2 separate regions of the Homo sapiens genome follow, and region 2 is linked to region 1. The links are chromatin contacts, found by Hi-C or POLR2A ChIA-PET in ENCODE. All regions are on one chromosome and are shown on one strand. The core of a region is the stretch at or near the end of the contact, and the rest is flanking DNA. Distances in the headings are between cores, read along the strand shown.

Evidence for each region. Hi-C counts contacts between places; a loop is a spot of excess contacts on that map. ChIA-PET counts read pairs that join two places held with the same protein, here RNA polymerase II (POLR2A). Pooled maps may share reads with other maps.
Region 2: a loop to region 1 is called in a pooled map, with 2.1 times the contacts of the local background. The contact joins the promoter of CMTM1 here to the promoter of BEAN1-AS1 in region 1. A Hi-C loop is called at or near these places in 21 of 168 maps with a recorded cell type or tissue (B cell, CD14-positive monocyte, CD4-positive, alpha-beta memory T cell and 13 more), 9 of 37 single-sample maps with no recorded cell type and 27 of 50 pooled maps. POLR2A ChIA-PET finds 5 or more read pairs at or near these places in 18 of 52 experiments (A673, CD4-positive, alpha-beta T cell, CD4-positive, alpha-beta memory T cell and 13 more).

The regions. Positions count from the first base shown.
Region 1 is chr16:66,473,936-66,478,613 of GRCh38, reverse strand. BEAN1-AS1 (BEAN1 antisense RNA 1) reads left to right here and starts at 2,212. Exons shown (of 3, transcript NR_109960.1): 1 at 2,212-2,350; 2 at 2,936-3,012. BEAN1 (brain expressed associated with NEDD4 1) reads right to left here. Exons shown (of 5, transcript NM_001178020.3): 4 at 904-1,054. LOC124903698 reads left to right here. Exons shown (of 5, transcript XM_047435016.1): 3 at 497-670; 4 at 2,936-3,012. RefSeq lists enhancers at 1-454, 995-1,536 and a silencer at 2,042-2,141.
Region 2 is chr16:66,564,607-66,569,284 of GRCh38, reverse strand. CMTM1 (CKLF like MARVEL transmembrane domain containing 1) reads right to left here and starts at 2,846. Exons shown (of 4, transcript NM_052999.4): 1 at 2,340-2,846. The coding sequence starts at 2,771. It overlaps CKLF (chemokine like factor), which reads right to left. Exons shown (of 4, transcript NM_016951.4): 4 at 3,217-3,399. The coding sequence ends at 3,274. The region is part of intron 2 of CKLF-CMTM1 (CKLF-CMTM1 readthrough); the gene reads right to left.

The DNA of each region.
Region 1 (4,678 bases), core at 963-3,462:
TATTATTTTTTTGAGACGAAGTCTCACTCTGTCGCTAAGGCTGGAGTGCAGTGGTGCGATCTCAGCTCACTACAACCTCCGCCTCCCGGGTTCAAGCGATTCTCCTGCCTCAGCCTCCCAAGTAGCTGGGACTACAGGCGCCCGCCACCACGCCCGGCGAATTTTTTGTATTTTTAGTAGAGATGGGGTTTCACCGTGTTAGCCAGGATGGTCTCGATCTCCTGACCTCGTGATCCCCCACCTCAGCCTCCCAAAGTGCTGGGATTACAGGCGTGAGCCCCCACGCCCGGCTGGGGCAGGTATTATTACATGGACATTTCCACAATGGAGAAGCAGGCACAGCGGGATTAAGTAACTTGCTCATGATCATACAAGAAACAATTTCCAGAGCGAGTGCACCTGGGGCCATCAGATGTCAGCATATGGGCTTGTCCCCTCTTTACCCCCCAGTCCCTGGTGTTATTTATAGAAACACAATACAGTTTTTTTTCCCTAGGGGGAAGTTGATCCCACAGCCACGGAAATAGCCAGATACTCCTCTGGCCTTCCCTCCCACCCTGAGGGAGACACCCGGAGGAGCAGATCCCCAGGGAATTCAGAACAGCTGCCACGGAACCTCCCCTGAAACTGCAGGGGCATTCCCGGCATGCCTACTCAACAGCCTGAGGAGGTGGGCTTGTCTCTTCCTTTCCTAGCACTTCCAGGTGATATCTGCTAAGTCACACTGCCTCAGTGGGACCTACTTGGTCAGGAGTGGGGAGGAGGTGGCCATGCCCACTGAGCAGATGTTTTCTGCATTTATACGACATGCAGAGGTGCCACTCTTTCCCATGATGGAGTTGGGGGGTCTTTGTGTCCAGGGCCCCATCCTCTGATGCCCCCTTCCCCATGAGGCCTCCTTACCCTGGTGGAGAATCTGGGTACAGCTCCCTGAGCACCGTGGCATCCACGTCCCCGTCAGAGCTGATGTCCAAGGGTGGGGGCCAGTCCTCTGAGGAGCTGCAGGCATAGCGCATCCTGCGGCTTGAGCGGCTGTATGTGTGCTCGTCCGACACTGCAGGGAACAGACCACCGGCCTGGGCCTCAGACCAGGATCCAGGGATGGTCCTTATGGGTCTGTAGGTCTACCTGGGGCCATGGAGGCTCTGATTCCCCACCTGACCACTCCTCTCCTCACCAAGCACAGCTGCCTTCATCCATCAGTGACAGCTCCAGAATGTGGGTGCCATTGTCGTGTTGGGCATGGGGATACAGAGAGGAAGCAGAGCTGGCCCTGTCCTGGCCAGCTCCCAAGGTGGTGGCAGCCTGCTTTGGGGATAACCTGGCACTAGGCAGTGTGTCATGAGCTTTGGTAGAGGTCCTACTGGGACTGTGGGAGTAAAGGCAGGCCTGACCAGTCTGGAAGTCAGGGAGGGCTTCCTGGAGGAGGGGCTGCTACAGCTGAGTCTTGTCTAGGATTTAACCAGGGGAAGAGGGGAAGGCCGGGAGGAGGGAACTGAATAGCTTTCCAAGGAGGGAGATAAGAAAGAAGAGTGTGGTGTGAACAGGGAGCTTTGAGCTGTGGAGTTGGGCTGGGCATGGAAAATGCGGTGGAGAGTAGCAAGGAATGAGGGCTTCAGAGAACTCTGGGATCAGCCCTCCCACACTCACTGCCCTTTAGGTATCTTGGGGAAAAAAAGGGGCTTCTATGATGAGTCTGGCAGCTCCCCACACTGCATTCTCCTCTGCATTTTTTACCATGCACCAGGACATCAAAGGCTCTGAAAAGTCCTGCAGCTAAAAAACACATTTAACTGTGCCTGTCCAGCATTCGACCTCAGAATCTTCCTTTCTTAGACCTAGTAACACTGTTTAGGAAATGCTGCTGGAGCACAATCCTCTCATTCCACAGCTGAGGTTCTGGGAGGCCCGGTGACTTGCTGGAGGACAACACACAGTGAGTGGTTGGGCCAGAGGGCAGCTGGATGTCTTGGCTCCTCCTTGCTAAGCTCTCTACAGCCCAGTTTCTGACATGTATCGTCCTGGATGGGAACAGTGGGAGCTGCAAAGGTGGCTGAGACACGAGGTCTCCTCAGTCCAGGGCTCCCAGGTGCCTCCTCCCCTCTGGGGGTGGGGCTTGGCATCAGGGGCGGAGCTATAACCTTTCTCTGCTGTGAGTGGCGCAGTTGCCATCCCCATTCTACAGACAAGGAAGCTGATACTCAGGGTCACATACGTGGTGAAGCATGGAGTTGTAATTTATGCACTCTGTATAACCCCAAAGACTGCTCTTCCCACTCCCCTAAACTCTTTTTCCCACTCTTCATATAATAGTGAGTGGAAGAATCTGGATATGAAACTCTATCTGCAGGTACAATTCCAATCCCAGGGTTATATACCGACACCGAGAAAGCTCTCAGAAGAAAATATTCCAAACACGTTGATGGTGGCCCTGTCCAGATGACAGAGGATCATGACCCTTATTTCTTTTTCTTTTTTTCTTTTCTTTCTTTTTTTTTTTTTTTGAGACGGAGTCTCTCACTGTCGCCCAGGCTGGAGTGCAGTGGCGCGATCTCAGCTCACTGCAAGCTCCGCCTCCGGGGTCCACGCCATTCTCCTGCCTCAGCCTCCCGAGTAGCTGGGACTACAGGCACCCGCCACCACGCCCGGCTCATTTTTTGTATTTTTAGTAGAGACCGGGTTTCACCGTGTTAGCCAGGATGGCCTCAATCTCCTGACCTCGTGATCTGCCCGCCTCGGCCTCCCAAAGTGCTGGGATTACAGGCGTGAGCCACCGCGCCTGGCCTATTTATTTCTTTATATTTCTTTTCTTATATTGTCTATATTTTTAAGGTTTTCTATAATGAACACACATTACTTTTCTACTAGGAGAAATGAAGTCAATAACATATGCTGTAAAAAAGGAGCTGAAATGCCATTTGTTTCTCCTGTTCAGGGCACCAGCTGAGAGACAGAATTTTTGGAAGAACTTAGGAAAGAAACTAAGAAAAGACAACAGCACACAGCAACAAGGTGAGACTGGAAGTTGAACCAGGGCTGCTGGGCTTGGGTGCCAGGTACCCCTTCGCCCCACCAGCCAGCATTGCCAGGGAAGGGTTTTTGGGTTCAGGGAGGGTTCCACCTGCAGGGCAGCAGGTGTGCCTGTCACACAGGGATCCCTGGGGAAAGTCAGGGCTGCTTCCTGGACCTGAGAGGAGTGACTGGGTGGGCAGCGCTGAGGGCTGTTAGAGCTGGAGCAAACTGCTATCTACCCTTTCTTCTTGGGCTGCTTTTTCTTGGACTTCCCAGAGGGGAGCATCTTGGGAAAACTGAGGCTGCCCTAAGGTGCTCAGACCCCAAACCTGAGACATCCAGCTGGGCAGAGCTCCTGAGAGACAGCTGGAAAGAAACCTGCACCCGCCACTCCCATTTGAACTTCCCAAATCCCTTCTTTTCCCTTCTCTCCTGACTTCCCTGTCGGCACAGATCCAAATAGTCCAGGACTCCGGAAGCCCTGCTTCCCACTTCACATAAGCTGAAACCTCCTGTTTACCCCGATACCTTGGTTCATTATTTAACATCACTCCAAGTTCACTGCCCCTTGACAGGCTCTGGGAGAGGGAGGAAGAGGAACTGGCACTCATGAGCACCTGCTGTGCTCAATCTCTATGATCTCATCTACCTCACACCCCACTGTGGGAGGAGAGCAGTGGTTACCCCTTCCACCAGATGAAGAGACCGAGAGTGAAGTCACTTGCTCTAAACCTGCAGAAGTGACAGGAGACAGAGTCAGCCACCAGATCTCTCTTAAAGCTCAAGATGGAACAGAATGACAGAATTTTCTTTTCTTTCCTTCTCTCTCCTTTCTTTCTTCTTTCTTTCTTTCTTTCTCTTTCCTTTCTTTTTCCTTTTTCTTTCTCTCCTTTTTTTCTCTCTCTTCTTTCTTCTCTTCTCTTTCTTCTTTCTTTCTCTCTTCTCTATTTCCCCTCCCTCCCTCCCTCCCTCCCTCCCTCCCTTCCTCCCTCCCTCTCTCCCTCCCTCCCTCCCTCCCTCTCTCCCTCCCTCTCTCCCTCCCTCTCTCCCTCCCTCTTTCTTCTTCCTCCCCCACCCCCATCTCATTCTCAAAGATTTGTGGCTCCTCTCTGTGTCTGGCTAGACTACAGAAAGGCTCTGTGGGCAGGCAGAGGGCCAACTCTGTCCTGAGGGTGATGGGGAGCCATTGGGAAGTGGTCACAGTCCTGTCACTTTGGTTGCCTTGTGGAGAATGCCTTGGAGGTGCCAGGCTGGTGGCTGGCAGGCAGGGACAGCTGACATTAGTGCAGTGGCCTGGGAGCAGGTTTTCTTGGAGAAAGAGATGATGAAAATAGCTCACATTTATTGAGCATGTATTTACCCATTAGCCAGGTGCTGTGCTAATTTAGTCCTCACAATAACTGTTTGAGGTGGATCCTCTTGCACCAGTTTTATAGATGACTCGCCTGAGGCAAAGAGAGTTTTGGCAGCTTTCCTGAGGATGCGCATAGGAAGTAGGAAATCAGGCCTCTGTGGACACCTGGAGCCTGAGGTGCCTGTGGGGCTTCACAGGGTGATGTCCAGGGGACTTCTGGGCATGCAGTTCTGGAGCTGACCTGCGGGCTGGAGCTAGGTAAGGGAGGATGATGGATGGTGTATGAGATGGAGCAGGGAGTGGGTGTAGAGA
Region 2 (4,678 bases), core at 1,597-4,096, 90 kb before region 1:
TGGCATTTTAGTTGGGATTTCTAAATGAAATACTTACTTATAATTTGGAAAAATTACAGAATTTAGTTTTTCTCAAGAACAAAATATATCTTTCCAGTTATTTTAGTGGTTTTTAAAAAATATCTCTCAGGAGAGTTTTAAAGTTTTCTTCCCATATGTGTATCACATTTCACTTATTTTTAGATATTTGATCATTTTTGATGACTGTTGTAAACAGAAATATTTTCTTATATTTTAAGTGGTTATTTGTCTAGGAAAGCTTTTATTTATTAACACAATAACGAGTCACCTGACTAAATCATCTTGCTCTAAATTGTTTCCAGTTGATTTGTTTTTTTCTAGATATGCAATTACATTAGCTGAAAGAAAGCATATATTTTACCTCCTTTTTTTTTTTTTTTGAGACAGTCTTGCTCTGTCGCTCAGGCTGGAGTGCAGTGGTGTGATCTCAGCTCACTGCAACCTCTGCTTCCTGGGTTCGAACAATTCTCCTGCCGCAGCCTCCCGAGTAGCTGGGACTACAGGCGCGTGTCACTAAGACTGGCTAATTTTTGAATTTTTAGTAGAGACGGGGTTTCACCATATTGGCCAGGCTGGTCTTGAACTCCTGACTGAGGTTATCTGCCTACCTTGGCCTCCCAAAGTGCTGGGATTACAGATGTGAGTCACTGCGCCTGGCCACCTCTTTTCAAATATTATTTCCCATTCCTAATTATGATGACTAGTGGTTTCAGAAAAAATTGACTCATGGTGTAGGCATCATTTTTCCCCTCATTTAATAAATAATACTTCTGATATTTAATTAAATATGCTGACTCTTAGTTTGAAATGTTTATTTTTACAATGTCAATGGAATATTTATATACTCCTATCTTACTGGTCTCCCTTCTTGGCAATCAGGGACAAATGTTGAATTTTGTCACATGTTCTGTGACATAATCTCCTAATTTTTTATAATGTGATAGATATAATCTCATTTTCACTTTTACTTCTAATACAGTGAATTATTTTAATAGAATCTTAATATTGAATCATCCTGTTTCTTTCTTGTGGTATTGTATTTTCAAAAAATACTGATGAATATTATCTGCTAATAGATTGACATTTTGTTCTGATGCAAGTGAGATCTCTACTTCGTTTTCTTTTTCTGAACTCAGTCAAGTTTTCCTATCAGTATTATACTGATTGTGTAAAGATAGTTCAGAAGTTATTTCTTCTTTCTCTATTCTTTGACAAAGTTAGAGTAGTGTCAGAATTATATCCCATGAAGGCTTGAAAGAGTTAACTTGTAAAAAGGTCTGGGCCTGATACATTTTTGAAAGATACTCATTTGCTAAAATTCTCATTTTCTTCTATGTTTATATTGCCCTGTTTAGATTTTTCCCTATTCTGGGATCAGTTTTGGTGATTTACATTATTCTGGAAAATCAACCATTTCATCCAATTATTCACATCTATTTTGCAAGGTACTCCTGTAGATCCTTTCAGTTTTGCTGATGTTTGTGATTATTTTCCCCTTCTGGTTTCTAATTTTAAATATATGTCTTTTCTTCCCCCTTTTTTTCTTGGTTGGCCAATGGCTTATCAATTTAATAGGACTTTCAAACGACAGCTCTTGTATTGACTGATTCTATTATTTTTGTTTCCTAACTTATAAATTCCTATTATCTTCATTGCTTCCCTAATTTCCTTTGTGAGAGGAAACTGAACCAACCCAAATGTCCATCAATGATAGACTGGATAAAGAAAATGTGGCACATATACACCATGGAATACTATGCAGCCATAAAAAAGGATGAGTTCATGTCCTTTGCGGGGACATGGATGAAGCTGGAAACCATTATTCTCAGCAAACTAACGCAAGAACAGAAAACCAAACACTGCATGTTCTCACTCATAAGTGAGAGTTGAACAACGAGAACACATGGACACAGGGAGGGGAACATCACACACTGGGGCCTGTAGGGAGTGGGGGACTAGGGGAGGGATAGCATTAGGAGAAATACCTAATGTAGGTGACGAGTTGATGGGTGCAGCAAACCACCATGGCGCGTATATACCTATGTAACAAAACTGCACGTTCTACACATGTACCCCGTAAGTTAAAGTATAATAAAAAAAAAAAAAAAAGAAAAAATAGGGAAAAAAAGAGGCAAGTTTAGTAGGAAAGGTTTAGTGTGTGGGGAGCAGGGGGTGGTGGGGAGGAAAGGTGAGGCAAAACAAAGGTGAGTGGCAAAGTGAATTATGGAAGGTTTCTGGAGCTGGCACCCCGTGGGCATTTCCCCGAGGCCACTGCCGGCCACATCCGCCCAGCTAGGTCTCACCAGCTCTCCGCTCACCAGTCTCAGGATCTTCAACATTCCAGTGGGCGAGAAGGAGAAACGTTTGAGGCTGTCCCTGAATTTGTACGGGACTTTGGCTCGGCCCTCCACGCGCTCTTTGATCGCCATCTCATTTAAGAGTTTGGATTCAGTGTGTGCAGAGGGCGTGGGGGGTGGGAGTGTGGGCTTTGGGGGTGGGCGTGTGGTGGCTTTCCTTGAGGGTGCGGTGCCCTCACTGCCTTGGGGACGTGCGGCGGCTGCGGACTGCGCACTGCGAATTGAGACTGCGGGGTGCTTCCGGGGTGCGGTCTTCGCTGAGATGTTGCGCTGTGCCTTGGGTACAGAACTCACTACGCTGCCGCTACTTGCCAGGGCTGCGGCAGTCTCCGGTTGTTTCAAGTTCCCTGAAGGTGCCTCGGATGACTCAGGTTTGGCGTGTTCAGGATCCATGGTGGGTCCCTAGGGCCTGGCCGTCTGAACCAGTGCCGCGGCAGCGGCTGGCTCTCCCCTGGGAACCAGCGTCGCGTCCCAACGGCTGTTGGCTACCTCCCCGGCGCGTGCACCCGGCTCTCGCTGCCCCACCGACAAGCCGAGCCCTTCAGCCACCCTCATTGCCACAGGGGGTGCAATGCCACCGCCTAGCCCGAGAACTCAAAATCTCTGCAACCCCACACCTCGGAGCTGCCGGCCAGCCAGGCAGTAAAGAGATTCAAAGATCCCTGAGGCGGATCCCGGCACATTCTTCCCTGCCACCCAGGCCCGGGTGCCGGAAAACCCGATCCCGCTGCTCCCAGCGCTCCCTTGGAAGTTACAGTAGTGCTCTGCGCGGGGTGCAGACTTCGGAAATCTCTTCCTCTAGCTCCTATACTGAGTTAAAATAACTGCAGAAAATATGTGGAAGAATACAGAAATATGTTTAATACTTAGTATCAAACTAAAAAGTAATATAAAATTACAAAACTTCTTTTTTTTCATGCACAGGCTTTTTCTGGTAAGGACCGCTGGGATTGAACAGAAGCTTCCGGTAAATAAGGGCCCCGTCGGCAAGACAGCATACTGCTGTCACAAGTGCAAACACCTGGAAAGAAAGACAAGTGTCACTGCCCTAACCATGGTCCCCACTCCTGTCATTCACACAAGTTTTAAGTGGTCTGCCCACCAGATTCCTCTCTTGCTAGGGTACTCGGATTGCTCCCTGTGCTTCATCTAATACTAACATGGAGAGACTTCAGAGATCATCTTATTCTCCTCATTGCTAAGTTTTCTAAATACTTGCCTATAGAAAGAGAAAAGATAATTTAAGTGAGCAGAAAAATAATAAAGCAGTGTGGGCTCTGAAATCCATACTTGTTTGCTTTTATCTCTTGACCTGCTCTTGCATGTATTCTTTTAAGCCCTACTGAGGATATTTAGTTATTAATATTTCTAACCCCAGTGTTCAACTCTGACTTCTCTACTGACAAACTCTACAGAAGAAAAGGTCAAAGTTAACACCAGCTCAATATTAAATCATGGGGACTGTAGCTCCAGAAAACTGGAGTTAATAAGATGATCCAAAGTGAACTCTCAAAGGCTAGGCTACATCTGCTTAAAGGGTGAGATTCTAAATAGACCTTAAGAAAGTAAAATTAGATAAAAACAATAACTAAGAACACGTGGGGGCCTTCAGACACTCTGATGGCTATCTGAGAGCTGGTGCCTGGGGTGGGAGAGGGGGATGTCATTCCTTGCATGCTGTTTGGTCAGCTTCTTCCAGTCATCAGGAAGTTTGGCTTCCTGGCTCCAGACATGGCTCTCACAGTCTCCTTTTCCACCCAGAGTCTCAAGCCACTGCCTCCTAGGTTCTGACCACACTGAATACCTCCTACCAATCTTTTCATGACTGGCACTCTGTACACTATTGGCTCCTCTACCTGGAACCTTTTCCATTTTTTTTCCTTTATTCTCAGCAAACAGCAATTCCACTGCCAGAGAGGTAGTTTCCTCTTTTCTGCACCATGCAGCTCCCTGTCAACAGCTTATATACAGCGGTTTCCACTTGTGTCTCCTGTGTTAAGCTCTAAGCAACTTGAGGACGGGGCTCACACTCTAGTCAGTGCTGTCTGAAAGCAGCATAATATGAGTCACCAGTGTAACACAGCCACATAATTAAAGATTTTTTAACAGCCACATTATAAATGTAAAGAAAAAAGTCGGCCGGGCGCGGTGGCTCACGCCTGTAATCCCAGCACTTTGGGAGACCGAGGCAGGCGGATCACGACGTCGGAAGATCGAGACCATCCTTGTTAACACGGTGAAACTCCGTCTCTACTAAAAATACAAAAAATTAGCCAGGCATGGTGGCGGATGCCTGTAGT